2 separate regions of the Homo sapiens genome follow, and region 2 is linked to region 1. The links are chromatin loops, found by intact Hi-C in ENCODE. Cell type or tissue: mammary epithelial cell. All regions are shown on one strand. Region 1 overlaps MTMR3 (myotubularin related protein 3). Region 2 overlaps MTMR3 (myotubularin related protein 3).

Region 1 (5,000 bases):
TGCAAAAATTAAGTTGTGGTGGTCCATGCCTATAGTCCCAGCTACTTGAGAGGCTGAGGTGGGAGGATCACCTGAACCTAGGGAAGTTGAGGCTGCAGTGAGCCATCATCACACCATTGCACTCCAGCCTGGGCAACAGAGTGAGACCCTGTCTCAAAAAAAGGGGAAAAAAACAAAACAAAACGAACAAAAAAAACAGACAAGGAGTCTTTAATTCATAATCCCAATCTAAAAGCTGCAAAACTGTGGCAAATTCCAAGTTCATTAAGAGATTTTTTCCCCCGACTCTGGGATATAGCTCCAAGTCTTTGCAAAAGCTGTAAGTATTTCATTAATGATTTATTTTTTTTGTGCTTTTCTTGAACTGTACATTAATGATCTTTTACATTAACACCTCTATCTCAGGATAAAACACATAGATACCCTTAAAGGATCTTGTGATTTAAAAATAACCACTGGCAAAATAATAACAGTAACAATCACTATCACTAGCAATTTACTTCATAGAACCATTTCCCCAAAGAAGGACTTAGAACCACCATCCAGAGCACAACATTCTGAGCTATACGCAGAAATATATACTGACTAGCAGGTATAGAAAATCTGTTATTTCGAGTTCTTTGGGAATGGGAATGAGTTTTAATTATTTTTATATCCTCTAAGGCAGTGACTTCATAAACTCTGAAACTGACCATCACAACCCACAATAAGAATTATGTTTTACAACACAATACAACAAACATGTTTTAATTTATTCAGTTTTTGAGAGACCGGGTTTTCCCTCTGTTGCCTAAGCTGGATTTGAACTCCTAAACTCAAACAATCTTCCCACCTCAGCCTCTTGAATAGCTAGGACTATAGGTAGACACTGTGCCCAGCTAATACAACATACATTATTTTTTTGAAAGCATTTCACAAAACAATACCCACTCTTAATATGTGTGTGACACAATTTGATATTTTCTATTCCATTTCTTTAAAATTAGATTTCATGACCCACTACTGGATCATAACCTATTTGAAAACCACATCATTACATACATCAGGAATTCAACCAGCTTTTGCAAATTGTGTGAGATGTTCACTCACGTTTACTTAGCCAGAAAAATAAACACAAACAGATCTATTGCTGGATTCCCCTTAAAAATCTCCATCTCAGAATTCTCAGGTCTCAATCAATTCAACATTAAATACATTGTGATATCCCAACTTTCTTTAAATACTGGGGCTATAAGGTTTTTGTTTGGCTTTATATTTCCATTTCAACCCTTCCTATCTGCCTTTGTCCCTTTTCAGCATTTAGTGTTTCTTATAATAAAAATAATACAGTCCAGCAATTTTCACTTTAGTGGAAATGAAAACTTTCTTTTTAAAAGCAATGAAGTTCCCTAACTCCCTCTATCACAAACACAGTGTCAATCAGCAATCTAAAAAATTTTCCCCCAAAAGTCTAGCTCCCTGGCTGATCCTGAGTAGTCAAGCCCACAATTACACACAGCTTAAAAGGCCTGGGACAGAAGGGACAGGCCTTTACCTGGCAGGTGAGGAAGCAGACCAATACCAGAGTCAGAGAAGGTAAGAACTACCTCTTAGCAGATTTTCAAATACGGAGAAAGGAATTATGCTTTTCTATGTACAAAGGTCACAGTAAATCCTCTAGATGCAACTTCCTGGACTGCATTCAAACCCGGAAGACAGATAAATAGGCAGCTTCACAGCAGTGTTAAGACCCAGAGTCATATGCTAGTCGTGGATAAACAAGATGGGCTTAAGGGACATTTCACATGAGAGAGGTTAGAGAGGTAGGCCTGATGCTACTAAACTGGCAGCTAAGCTGCCCAGTCATCTGTCAGGCCTCCAGATTAACACTCTAGTACAGAGCCATCACCAACAAGTCAATTGCAATGAGGAGCAGGAAGTTAAGGACATGGGAGAGAAGCTTTTAGCTTTCAGTCCACTTTTTTAGAGTTTGAGGGGCTAAGAGAAGGGTCAAGAATTTGGCAAAGGCTTCTGCAGGTTTCACAGGTAAACTCCAACAGCAATGTTGAAACTTCTTCCAAAGCTGATTAAGCCTTAGAGCTGTGACCACAGTACAGCCGGCTTAACTATGACCGGTTCAACAGCCAGAAACTAAGATTTATATGAATACTAAGACAATTATGTAATTTTCTCATTTCTCTCCTCTCTGATACATTCTACTTCTAGCAGGCTAGGTAGAGAAGACTCCATAAAAGGCTTTATTAACTGCTATAAGATTAAACTAACTTCCACCCCTCAGAGTCTACACTTGTGATATCATGTACTGGGGCAGATTATAAAAAGGCATGACTTTGAAATATCCCAAGTGTTGTCTCATCCTAAAGATGACTTATAAGTATGTGGTTGTCTGGTATGCTAATATTTGATGAGTAATGCTATATACACCGCCACTGCTCAACAACATGAGGTAATGACAAAAGAAACAGGTTGACTGGATGTCCTCGAGGTGTTTTTTTTTTTTTTTTTTTGGTTTGTTTTTAATTAAAACCAAGTTTTTCCTTTGTACTCCACAGCGAATATACATAAAAGGCAAAAGCCATACATACACATACATTCAACCAAGTCACTGAAATACAAGATTCCATGCTGAGTGGTGGCAGGTTAACATCAATGTGGACTGTGTATACTGGGAAGAAACAAAATGCAACCCTTACTCATAATCTCTAGCCAAACAGTTATGATTGCATTACCTTGTAGTTGCATAATTTCCAAAGTGTTTTCATAAGCATGGCACATAGGGGGCACTTAAACATTTACTGAATTGAACTCTGCAGCATTAACAGATTTGATCTTCAGGATACCTGGATCAGCCTGGGCAGGAAGAGCATGAATGTCCCACTTTAAAGCACAAAGGAAACTAAAGCACAGAGAGCATAAATTCTTTGCCCAGTGTTCTTTTTTTCAACTAAATCGTAGAATACGCATTTAAATTCAGGTTTCCTAATTCCTAAGTCAGTACTTTACCCCTCACATGCCCTTGCATCACAAACCTACGAAAAGACAGAGAACACTGTAGATATCTTTATGTCCTGATGGCCAAAGAATACCAGATATCATCAGGAAGGGGAAGGGTCTGGGGACCAAAGTCATCCCACCTCAGGGCAGAGCCACCCATAATTAAAAGACTAGACTGAGGTACCTCTCAGGAATATCCTAAGAGTTTGCTGAAATCTAAAAGAAACTCAAATTATCAAGGGACTAAAAAAGCTCTCCTAAAAAGATAAGGACTTTTCAGTCTGTGGTTGTGAGAGAACAGGATAGGAGAAAGCAAATCTTGCTGAGTAAATGCTGGCAACCCAAAATTAGGGAATACCTCTTGGAGTCAGGGGTCTTGGAGTCAGGGGTCTTAAACAAATTAAAGTTCTTATATAACATAATGCAGTAGGATGCACTCATTAAGTTCATTATCCTAGGAGATGGTAGAAACTAAAAATTTAATAAAGAAGATGCAATGGTTAAAAACTCAGAAACTGTACATGTAAGATTTGTACACATCACTGTTTGTAAACTTTCTCTTTAAGAAAAACCCCCAAATTTGAAAAGAGCCATAAAAAATGAAAAAATGTATTTAAAATGTGATGGCATTTCAATAAAGAAAAAAAATAGATGTAACAATCGGAGTGAAGTGAGAGACAGTTTAAGCACATTCTCATAAACTTCCAAGGTTGGTGTGGTCTCTCGTAGGTGACAGGATTCTGCTAGCCTGGACACGCCTGTGAGAAGCTGGGATTCTGAGGCTTTCCCTGAGGCTCCAAGAGGGCAGGTGCTTTTGTTTTTCAAACTCTGTATCCACAGCATCCACCATGGTCAGGTCTGAATAACTGAGAACTGGTTTTAAGTCCTAGTTCTGTCGTCAGTGACTAGCACTGGGACTTGACAACAGGCTTTTTACCTCTGAGCCTCCATTTCTTTGGCTCCCAAAACAGACACCAACCTATCTTGCCTGTTTGACAAGGTCATGAGGATCAAACAAAAGTATTTATCAAAGCATTGTTAAACATAAGATAATGCTAATGCTACAAGCATTTTAATAGAACAAGAATGTGAACCAAAAGCTTCAATTAGTCATGGGGCCAGAGAACAAAGTAACAAAAGCATAGCAAGATTAGCCTCAAATGTTTAAAATGACCCAGGGCAGACTTATAAGATTGAAGATTCAGGATTAAAATTTCAGGTTTCTAGAAAAAAGTCCCAAGAGTAAACTTTACTTGAAGGAGGCTTACAACTTTTCACTGCACAGAAATTTAAGACTTCACTTTGAAACCTGACACACTAAAAGTCAGTGTTGGACCAGCAAAGTTTTATGACCACATAAAGTTTACAAGAAACTACATGCAGAGAAATAACATGGTCAAAGCCATTTCTGACGGAGAATGACAGTGAGGGGGACAAAGACTATAGAGGAGTCAGGAAGCCTGGGTTCCAGAACAGGCTCAGCATCTCTTTTTGGTTTTTTTGGGGGGGAGGGGGTCACATGTTAAAACCTATAATCTAGGCCAGGAGCTGTGGCTCACGCCTATAAATCCAAGCACTCCGGGTGGCCAAGGCGGGCGTATCACCTGAGACCAGCCTGACCAACATGGAGAAACCCCGTCTCTACTAAAAATAAAAAATTAGCCGGGCATGGTGGCGCATGCCTGTAATCCCAGCTACACAGGAGGCTGAGGCAGGGGAATTGCTTGAACCCAAGAGGCGGAGGTTGCAGTGGTCCGAGATTGAGCCATTGCACTCCAGCCTGGGCAACAAGAGCGAAACTCCGTCTCAAAAAAAACAAAAAACAAACCCCACTATCTATTTGTTCTTGATAGGAACCTGGCCTCTCACCAATTAACTCCTATTCAACTTTCAAAGCTGATTCAAAAGCCACTTTAAATGTGAAGTCTTCCCACACATGTATACAAAACTCATGGCTCCTTTCTATCAGGCTTCCATACTATTCATAAAACCTTATTATAGTTGAG
Region 2 (5,000 bases), 80 kb after region 1:
ATAGCCTTTATCATGCAAACCTTGTATTTATAAAAAGTTAAATTAGTCTTACCATGATGGAGTAACTTGAGACTAGCCCTTCCACCAAAACTACTAAAAAACTGGACAAGATACATGAAACAGCTATTCTTGGATGCTGAACAATAGCACCGAACTGTGATCCCTGAGAGAAGACAAGCAAATTACCTGTGCCTTATGATTGTCAAAGCTTTGTATTTTGAGGCAGTTTCCAGACCCCAGCCAGAAAGGGAGAAACTGAGAATCTAGGGAGGGTGGAAACCCAATCAGAAACTTAAATGTGTCTCCGAAGGCTGAAGCAGCTGTAATTTGTGAGGCACTACTACATCTTTACTAAATTAGCTGCACATGTATTAGGTGAGATTTCACGAGGGTAGGCAAAGAACAACCACTGGGTAACAAGCAACTACTTGGGAACTATAAACACAACTACCAGAGTTTACACAGGCATTCTCCTTCTGACTGATTAAAGAGACCTTACTAAACTCAGGCCATTCAGCTGAAACCTTTATAAACACAGCTCAACTAGCCCGAGGGCAAAGGCTCCTCTACAGGCCCAGATGAACAAAGCTTTAAATAAAAACAAGCCTAACGTTGAATTATGGATTTTCTAACATATCCAAAAGTAAAATGTATGACAATAGCAAAAAGAACAGAAGATAGGAAAATGGAGACATAACGCCATAGGATTCTTATACATTAAGTGGTATATAATTTGAAGGCAGAATGTCGTAAGTTAAAGGTATCTACTATAGAGCAGCCACAGAGAAAAATAGAACAAATAAGTATATCTCCACTAAAAGAGGGGATAAGATGAAATATTACAAAATCTTTCATTCAAAAAATGACAGAAAAGAATAGACGGGATGAATAGAAAACAAATGGCAAAATGGTAGACTGAAACCTAACCATATGGATACTCAAACTCAGAGTAAACCCATCATTTAATAACAACAATTAAAAGGAGACTGTCAGCCGGGCGCAGTGGCTCACACCTGTAATCCCAGCACTTTAGGAGGCCAAGGCGGGTGGATCACCTAAAGTCAGGAGTTTGAGACCAGCTTTGCCAACACAGGGGTAAATATACAAAACATAAAATATACAAAAATTAGCCGGGCATGGTGGCAGGCGCCTGTAATCCCAGCTCCTCAGGAGGCTGAGGCAGGAGAATCACTTGAACCCGGGAGGCTGAGGTTGCAGTGAGCCAAGATGGCATCACTGCACTCCAGCCTGGGTGGCAGAGCGAGACTCCATCTCAATGAATGAACAAATGAATGAATGAAGGAGACCGTCAGCCTAAATAAAAAAGCGAGACCTAACTATGTGCTAATCACAAGAAATGCATTGCAAATATATACACAGACTAAAAGTAAAAGGATGGGAAAAAATTATGCAAATACTGTGGTAATAAAGCTACAAGAGTTATATTCATGTTAAAGTAGCCTGGGGGATGGCAAATATTATCAAAATAAAGTGGGACAAGTCATTATAAAAGAATGAATTTACTGAGAAGACATAACAATCCTAAATATGTATGTACCTAAAAACAGAACTTCAAAATATATGAGACAGAACTGGTAGAACCAAATATTTGTCTTTTCAAAGACACAAAACATTCACCACAATAGACCATATGCCTTACCACAAAACAAATCTCAAATTCTGAAATCCTGAAAAAGACTGAAATCCTATAGAGTATGTTCTCTGACCACAATGGAATTAAATTAGTAACAGTAAAATATCTACAGGAAGTTAAACATCAAACTTTTATAATTCATAGGCCAAAAAAGACATTAAAAGAGAAATTAGAAAATATTCAAACTGAATAGTAGTACACAATATGTCATTTTGTGAGCTGCAACTGAAGCACTGCTCAGAGGAAAACTCAGATATTCACAGTATATACAAAAAGGCAACCCTACACTTACTTCTCTCAGTATTAATTTGAAGTGTTTCACAGACCCAAATGTCAAACAAAGCTATAAACTTCCAGAATAAAATTTAAGAAAATATTAGTGACCTTAGGTTTAGAGACAATTCCTTAGATAGGCTTTTAAAAAGATCATTAACTCAAAAAGAAAAAAAAAATAACTGACTACATAAAGATTAAGTTTTTGCTCTCTGAAAGACACTGTTAAGAATGAAAAGGCAAGCCACAAATTACAAGAACATATTTGCAAAACATGTAATTTACAAAACCTGTTATGAAGGACTCATATTCAGAATACATTATGAACTCACAATAAACAAAAAACAACCTATTTTAATGAGCAAAAGATTTGAACAGACACTTCACCAAAGACATATAAATGGCAAATAAGCACATGAAAAGATAATCATCATTAGTCATCTGGAAATTACAAACTAAAACCATGATGATGTATTGCTACAGACCCACTAGAATGACTTAAGTTAGTAAGAATGACAATACCAAGCATCAACAAGGATTTGGAGCCCTGGAATTCTCATGCATTGCCAGTGGGAATGCAAAATAGGCCGTTACTTTAAAAACTATAAACACACTTACCCTACAATCCTGCAATTTCTACTCCTGGATTTTTAACCAAGAGAAATGAAAATATATGTCCACACAAAGATCTATGTTGCAAATATTCAGAGGAGATTTATTCGTAATAGCCAAAAACTGGGCCGGGCGTGGTGGCTCATGCCTGTAATCCCAGCACTTTGGGAGGTTGAGGTGGGCGGATCACGAGCTCAAGAGATCAGACCAACCCGGCTAACAAGGTGAAACTCCGTCTCTACTAAAAATACAAAAAATTAGCCGAGTGCGGTGGCATGAGCCTGTAGTCCCAGCTCCTCAGCAGGCTGAGGCAGGAGAATAGCTTTAACCCAGGAGGCGGAGGTTGCAGTTAGCCGAGATCTCGCCACCGCACTCCAGCCTGGGCGACAGAGCGAGACTCCGTCTCAAATAAATAAATAAATAAACCCAAAACCTGGAAAAAAAAAAAACCCCAATATCCATTAACTAGTAAATAAAGGAATTGTGGAATATCCATACAATGGACTACTACTTAGCAATTAAATGGAACAACTACTGCTTTTAACAATATGAATGATTCTCAAAGCATTATACTAAAATGAAAGAGGACAGGCACAAAATAGTATATCCTGTATGATTTCATTTATATTACATCCTAGAAAAAAGGCAAAATTTGTGCAAATTATACCTCTCTAAGGCTGATTTTTTAACCATGTGGCAGCAAAAAGAGTCAAAGGTATACATATGTGCTCTGGTTAAGACCAGTATTTTCCCTAAATCTTAGTTACAGAAGGCTCTGAGAAGTTAATGACTTGCCCCAAATTAGTAACCAGTGGAAACATGTTTTGGGATATAGATCACTTTACTGTAAATATAAACTTGGAATGTACGCTTTAGGAATGATTAAGAAGATCTGTATAACTAAGACCCTTTGTTTCTGTTTTTGTTTTGAGATGGGAGTCTCGCTGTTACCCAGGCTAGAGTGCAGTGGTGCAATCATGGCTCACTGCTGTCTTGATGTCCTGGGCTCAAGCAACTCTCCTACCTCAGCTTCCTGAGTAGCTGGGACTATAGGTGAGCACCACCACAGCTGGATAATAATTATTATTATTATTTTGTAGAGGGGGTCTTGCAATGTTGCCCAGGCTGGTCTCAAACTCCAGGCCTCACAAGTGATTCTCTCGCCTCGGCTTCCCAGAATGCTGGGATTACAGGTGTAAGCCACTGTGCCTGGCTGACTAAGACCCTTTCGATGGAGCTCCAGAACTATGTTTAACTCACAGTTAAGTATTAAAGGAAGTTTCAATTTACATAGGCAAGCCAGCTAAAACAGTTCAGGCCAAGAGTTGGATGATGTAGCACAGACATCTCAAATACTTAGCTTACCACAATCTTGGCCAATGGTCAAGTTTATTTTGGGACTGGAATATTTAAAAGTCCTTCATATTCTCTGCAGCTCCTACACATTGATCCTATTAAGGCCTTCCAATTCTGAATCTTTTAGGTACTCACCTTTCATTCTCACCTAATGCATTACCTCCAGGCAAATGGGGTGGTAAAGAAGAACTGGACTTTGAAAGGCAACATAATGACAACAGCTTATTAAAAAGCAAGACAAGGCCAGGTTTGGTGGCCCATGCCTGCAATCCTCCTAGCACTTTGGGAGGCTGACACAGGAGGATCGCTTGAGTTCTAGATAAGCCTGGGCAACATAGCGAGAACCCATCTCTACTAAAAATTTTAAAATTAGCCAGGCATGGTAGCGCACACCTGTAATCCCAGCTACTTGGGAGGCAGGAGGATCCTTTGAGCCCAGGAGTTTGAGGCAGCAGTGTGCTATGATCATGCCACTGCACTCCAGCCTGGGTGACAAAGCGAGACTTTGTCATTCATTTCTTCATTCATTCATTCATAAACATAAATAAATAATAAAAAGACAGGAAAACTGATCTTAATACCTAATTAGCCACATCAACTTTAACCTTAGCATAAAAAAAACAAATTAAGACTTTTCTTCATCTCTACCATCAACTCATTTTGCAGAAGTCTAACATTTAATCCACAAGTGGGCAATCCATGAAACCTAAAGCAATTACTACAAGTTCACTAATGCTTACTATACATACCTCACCTCTTCATTTCCTCTTGTCTGACTTTTCACCGAGTTTTTCTCCCCTCTCTTTCTGACCCTTTTATATGTTTATCATAGCTACTTTGTAAGAAAACAATAAAGAGGATATTTATGCCTAATCAGTGAAAAGTACTGACTTTATATCTTTGCTATTGTACTTATTATGGTGATAAGCTCTTTAAGGGAAACTTCTACACTGTATAGGCATAAATAATGGGAAAGGAATACTGATTAATTCTATACCCATTATGAACACTTTTCCCTCTAAGCCATTGAAAAATGGAAGATACTTTACTATTTTCACTCCACTGATCCTGAATATTATCTCATATATAAACTGAGTGTACCTAT

The links. Peaks named below come from ENCODE experiments on the same cell type or tissue, not always from the same donor. Only the 100,000 strongest peaks of a DNase experiment are listed, where the experiment ranks them.
Region 2: it touches region 1 in a loop (2.4-fold over the local background); 2 of 110 quality-filtered maps call a loop at or near these places.

Annotation. Positions count from the first base shown.
Region 1 is chr22:29,991,900-29,996,899 of GRCh38, reverse strand. All of the region lies in intron 7 of MTMR3 (myotubularin related protein 3), which reads right to left. Among named protein-coding and RNA genes, the nearest start is that of MIR6818, 13 kb to the left of the region's middle. In mammary epithelial cell, a CTCF peak has its summit at 2,776; DNase peaks (open chromatin) are centred at 2,389, 2,719 and 3,779; H3K27ac peaks cover 3,364 bases.
Region 2 is chr22:29,911,715-29,916,714 of GRCh38, reverse strand. The region is part of intron 1 of MTMR3 (myotubularin related protein 3); the gene reads right to left. Among named protein-coding and RNA genes, the nearest start is that of MTMR3, 31 kb to the right of the region's middle. RefSeq lists an enhancer at 3,150-4,132. In mammary epithelial cell, no CTCF peak of the experiment used is centred here; a DNase peak (open chromatin) is centred at 2,394; H3K27ac peaks cover 575 bases.